Regions from separate parts of the Homo sapiens genome. Here region 2 is linked to region 1. The links are chromatin loops, found by intact Hi-C in ENCODE. Cell type or tissue: OCI-LY7. All regions are shown on one strand. Links, peaks and the distances in the headings refer to the core of each region. The heading gives the core; the rest is flanking DNA. Region 1 has its middle 56 kb from the start of LINC02195. Region 2 has its middle 110 kb from the start of LINC02195.

Evidence for each region. A loop is a pair of places that touch in the nucleus more often than their neighbours do. Peaks named below come from ENCODE experiments on the same cell type or tissue, not always from the same donor. Only the 100,000 strongest peaks of a DNase experiment are listed, where the experiment ranks them.
Region 2: a loop joins it to region 1, with 4 times the contacts of the local background. A loop is called at or near these places in 1 of 110 quality-filtered maps.

Annotation. Positions count from the first base shown.
Region 1 is chr16:26,650,009-26,652,936 of GRCh38, forward strand. No RefSeq gene overlaps it. Among named protein-coding and RNA genes, the nearest start is that of LINC02195, 56 kb to the left of the region's middle. In OCI-LY7, for the core only: no CTCF peak of the experiment used is centred there; a DNase peak (open chromatin) is centred at 1,663; H3K4me3 peaks cover 1,852 bases; H3K27ac peaks cover 2,500 bases.
Region 2 is chr16:26,700,258-26,703,185 of GRCh38, forward strand. No RefSeq gene overlaps it. Among named protein-coding and RNA genes, the nearest start is that of LINC02195, 110 kb to the left of the region's middle. In OCI-LY7, for the core only: no CTCF peak of the experiment used is centred there; DNase peaks (open chromatin) are centred at 194, 1,324 and 1,414; H3K4me3 peaks cover 1,382 bases; H3K27ac peaks cover 2,500 bases.

The sequences.
Region 1 (2,928 bases), core at 150-2,649:
GTTCATGCCTATAATCCCAGCACTTCGGGAGGCCGAGGTGGGCAGATCACAAGGTCAAGAGATCGAGACCATCCTGGCCAACATGGTGAAACCCCATCTCTACTAAAAATACAAAAAAAAAAAAAAAAAAATTAGCCAGGCCTGGGGGCATGTGCCTTCAGTCCCAGCTACTTGGGAGGCTGAGGCAGGAGAATCACTTGAACCAGGAGGCAGAGGTTGCAGTGAGCTGAGATCATGCCACCGCACTCCAGCCTGGTGACAGAACAAGATTCTGCCTCAAAAAAAAAAAATAAAATAAAATTAAGCGGGCGTAGTGGCACACACCCGTAGTCCCAGCTACTTGGGAGGCTGAGGCAGGAGAATCGCTTGAACCTGGGAGGCAGAGGTTCCAGTGAGCCCAAATCATGCCACTGCACTCCAGCCTGGGCAACAGACCAAGATTGTGTCTCAAAAAAAGAAAAAAAAAAAAGAAAAAAAAAGCAGGCTAGAATGTAAGGATAGGAATGGGAACAGCCAAGACTGAGAGACAGCCCAAACCTTTTCATTCTTTCCCACTCTGGCCTGTTTTTCTCTCCAGCCACATCTTCTACTCCAGGACATGTGTTGGAATGCATTGTTTGTTTGTTTGGACGTGTGTTGGAATGCATTGTTTGTTTGTTTATTTGTTTGTTTGTTTGTTTTGAGATAGAGTCTCACTCTGTTGCCCAGGTTGGAGTGCAGTGGTGTGATCTCGGCTTACTGCAACCTCTGCCTCCTGGGTTCAAGCAATTCTCCTGTCTCAGCCTCCCGAGTAGCTGGGACTACAGGAGCCTGCCACCACAACTGACTAATTTTTACTAGGGACAGAGTATCGCCATGGTGGCCAGGCTGGTCTCAAACTTCTGATCTCAGGTGATCCACCTGCCTTGGCCTCCCAAAGTGCTGGGATTACAGGCATGAGCCACCGCACCCAGCCCCTTCTTACATGTTGATCCCCATTTCTCCTAAAACCCAACCAAGTTTACTTGGGAAATCCTTCCAAGTCTGGCATAAATGGTGCCCACCATGAGAATCTTCCTGGTCTTCAAAGAAGTTGTGGTTTGAATGCATCCTCCATCCCTGCATCAATCAGCTTAGGTGTATCACCCTGTCAGAGCTCCTTAAGAGCCAAGGGCACATAGTAGATACTGAATAAAAATGTTGACTTATACATCACAAATATCTCTACTATCTAACATTCTGTTGGTTGGATTTTTTTTACTTAAAAATAAATGATAAATTCACAGGAAGTTGCAAAAATCATATAGGAAGTCCCTGTGTACCTTTTACCTACCTTTTACCCATTTCCCCCCAATGGTTATGTTGCTGAAATACCAAGGGTTTGGTCCAGGTCCTGCTGCTCACTGCACAGAAAGCCAATCACTGAGACAATGAGTATTGCCAGGGAAGAAGACTTTATTTAGGTGATGCAGCTGAGGAGATGGGAGATCAGTCTCAAATCTGTTTCTTCAAGCAACTAAAATTAGGGGTTTATATAGCAGGGAAGAAATGTAACTATTGGTGGGAAAATGAGAATTAGAGAGGGGTAAGGAAGAGGAGCTGGTCAACAGGAGGCAGGTGGTTGGTTAGGCAACCATGACGAGTGAGGGGTCTGATGTCTCATTGTCTAGATGCTGTGATCTGGTGAGTTTCAGTTCCTTAGTACTATTTGGGATGCCTGATGGTTGGTTTCTTGACAACGGAATCAGAAAAGACAAATGTAACTTTCTCAAGTTTTGAGACTGGGAGGGTCAGTTTCTATGTTTATTCAAAAGAAACCATAACATCACTTCTATGGGACAATTTGGCTACTTTCAGTTACATCTTCCATACTTATCATACCATTTCAAAGCTAGTGACTTGTCATTGGTACAATCTGTGTGTGTAGGTTTATGTTATTTTATCATGAGTATATATTCCTGCAACTACCACAGTCAACATAGAGAATAATTCCATCACCACAAATGTCTACCTCCTGCCACTCCTTTAGAGTGATACCTCCACCATCCCTTCCACCTCCACTTCTGCAATTGCCCTAATGCTAGGTAATCGTTAATCTGTTTTCCAACTTGAAATGTTGTCATTTCAAGAATGTCATACAATGGAATCACACAGTATGTGATCTTTTGAGATTGGCTTTATTCACACAGCATAATGCCCTTGAGATCCATCTAAATTATTGAGTCTATCAGTAATTCACTCCTTTTTATTGCTGTGTAGTTGTATTAGTCTGTTCTCACATCACTATAAAGTAATACCTGAAACTTGGTAATTTATAAAGAAAATAGGTTTAATTGGCTCGTGGTTCTGCAGGTTGTACAGGAAGCATGATGCTGGCATCTGCTTCCAGGAAGCCCCAGGAAACTTACAACCATAGGCAAAGGAGAAGGGGAAGCAGGCATGTCTAACATGGCTGGAGCAGGAGGAAAAGAGAGCTGGGAGGTGCCACACACTTTTAAACAACTGGATCTGGTGAGAACTCTATCATGAGATAGCACTGGGGAATGGTGCTAACCCATCAGAAACCTCCCTCATCACCTCCCACCAGGCCCCAACTCCAATATTGGTGATTACAATTCTACATGAGATTTGGGCGGGGACACAGATCTAAACTGTATCAGTAGTATTCTATAGCATGGGTGTAGCAGTTTATTTAACCATTCCTGTATACAGGGCATTTTATGTGCTTCCAGTTTTTGGCTATTACAAATATAGTCGCTACAAACAGTCATGTACAGGTTTTGTGTGGACATACGTTTTTAGTTCTTTCAGAAAATGGCCAGAAGTACAATTCCTGGATCATATGGTAAGTGTATGTTTAGTTTTTTTTAAAAAGCTATTTACCAAAGTGGCTAGATAATTGCACATTCCCACCAGCAATGTATACGTGATCCAGTTTATCCACATCCT
Region 2 (2,928 bases), core at 169-2,668, 50 kb after region 1:
ATCTGCACTGGCAAGAAGCTTAATGAACTCTAAATAGAATAAATGCAAAGAAATCTACAACCATATACATCATAGTTAAAATATTGAGACACATCCTGAAAAAAGAAATGCAAAGAAAATTGTGAAAGCAACAAGAGAAAAATAAACATGTACAAAGAAACCACAATAAGACTGGCAGCTGACTTCTTATCTGAACACTAAAGACAAGAAAGCAGTGGGACAACATATTCGAAGTGCTGAAAATTATACACACACACACACACACACACACACACACACTAACCAAGATTCCTATATCCAGCAAAACAGTCTTTCAAAAATGAAGGTGAAATAACAATATTCTTGGATAAACAAAAACTGAGAGAATTTGTTGTTAGCAGATTTGCCTTACAAGAAATACTAAAGTCCTTCAGACTGAGAGCAAGTTACATCAGAGAGTAACTTAAATCCACATAATAAGAAAAAGAATGCACATAAAGGTAATTATGTAGATAATCACAAAAAACATATACTTGCATTTTTATTCTTCTTCACTGATTTAAATAGCAATTATGTAAGATTATACATATTATATAGATAGATTATACACAGATTTTATATAGATCTATATATAGATTATATGCATTTTTGTGTGTGTGTGTGCATGTGTGTATACATACATACAGTATACATATGTATGTGTGTATACATACATACAGTCATTCCTTATTTTCCATGGAAGATTTGTTCCAGGACTTCTCAGGGATGCAAAAATTCACAGATGCTCAAGTTACTGATATAAAATGGTATAGTATTTGCAGATAACCTGTGCACATCATCCTGTATACTTTAAATCATCTATAAATTACTTGCAATACCTAATACAATGTAAATGCTGTGTAAATAGTTGTCATATTATACTATATAGGAAATAATAACCAAAAAGTCTGTACATCTTCAGTACAGATGCAATTTTTTTTCAAATATTTTTAATCCACAGTTGGTTGAATTCACAGATACAAAGTCCACACAATATAGAGAGGGTTAACTGTGTGTGTGTGTGTGTGTGTGTGTGTGTGTGTAGAAATGCATTATATATATGTATTTTATGTAGATATACTTAATGTATAGCTATGCTGAAACATACAGAAAGGAATATATTTCACAATAACAGCACAAAGGAGGCAGGTAGAAATAAGATGTGTCAGGATAAGGAAGTGATACCAGATGGTACCACAAAACCGCAAGAGAAATGAAGAGAACCAGAAATTGCAAATAAAAAGGCTAATATAACAATCTCTATAAATATATGATTGCTCTCTTTTCTTCTCTCAGTTCCTTTAAAAGGCAGATGATATAAAATAATCATAATTACATGTTATTGGGTTTGTAACACACAGAGGTATAAAATGTGTAATAAGGATAGCAGCAGGAGGCAGCCAAATGCCTTGACAGATGGGGCGGATCCCCAGTGAAACCCCACCTCCAAGCAGAAGACAGTTTAAAACCTGAAAGCCCAACTGCAAGTTAAATCCTTGGACTGGATTGAGAGCTTGTCCTCCTGTTTGGTGTGCTTTCCTCTGATTGATCCCCAACCTTCACCTATTTTACATATACCTACTCTTTCCTAATTGGTTTTCTACACCGTCACGCCCACCTTTGAGGGGTGCTTTGCTTTAACCTTTTGCATACTCACGAACCAATCAGCATGCACTCCCCATCCAGTGCCTATAAAGACCCCAGAGTCAGTGAGTGGAGGGAGAGATGGCCTGATTTCACGAAGAGACAACCTGACTTCAGGGAAGACAACCTGCCCATCCCATCCCCTCTCCAATTCCCCTCTCCAGCTCCCCTCTCTGCTGAGAGCTGTTGTCATGGCTCAGTGAAATTATCTGCCTTCACCATCCTTCAATCGTCGCATGACCTCATTCTTCCTGGATGCTGGACAAGAGCTCAGGACCTATGGAGTGTGGGTACCCAGAAAAGGTTGTCACACTGGCCCTTGGCCCTTGCTGGCAGAGGATAGCTGCCCCATGTGATGAGGCAAAAGGCCACCTGAGGTGCTAACACACCACCATCCATTGGACTGTGGATGGCGGAACTAAAAGAACACTGTAACTCCCCTTCTGGGGCTTTGGGGTTACAGGCACCCTCACCTGGGTGCTGCCATGTTCCCCTCAAGGTGACACACATGGTCTGGACATGGGTTCTGCACTCTCTCACTCACATGCTCCATCCTGCAAAGGGGTGAGTGTGGTGGGCCGAGTAGATGGGGCAATGAAGAAGAAATAGGGAAACAAGCAAGCAAACAAGCAAAAAAAGAAACAAAATAAAAAACAAAATGACAGATATAAATCCAACCATATCAATAAAAACATTATGTAAATATATTACACAATATAATCAAAAGCCAAAGAATGTCATCCCAGATCAGTGGTATGTGGCCTACTGGAGACTCATCTTAGATTCAAAAACACAAATAGATTAAAGGTAAAATAGGCCAGGCGCAGTGGCTCACGCCTGTAATCCCAGCACTTTGTCAGGCCGAAGCAGGCAGATCACAAGGTCAGGAGATCGAGACCATCCTGGCTAAACGGTGAAACCCCATCTCTACTAAAACTACAAAAACTTAGCTGGGTGTGGTGGCACGTGCCTGTGGTACCAGCTACTTGGGAGGCTGAGGCAGGAGAATCGCTTGAACCTGTAAGGCGGAGGTTGCAGTGAGCTGAGATTGCACCACTGCACTTCAGCGTTGGCAACAGAGCGAGACTCTGTCTCAAAAAAAAAAAAAAAAAAAAAAAAGAAAGGTAAAATAATGGAAAAGATACACCATGCAAGCAGTAACCACCAAAGAGCTGGAGTGGCTAGACCAGTGCTGCACAAAAAAGACTTCAAGACAAGAATTGTTACTAGAGACAGAGGGATTACTTAATAATACTAAAAAAAAAT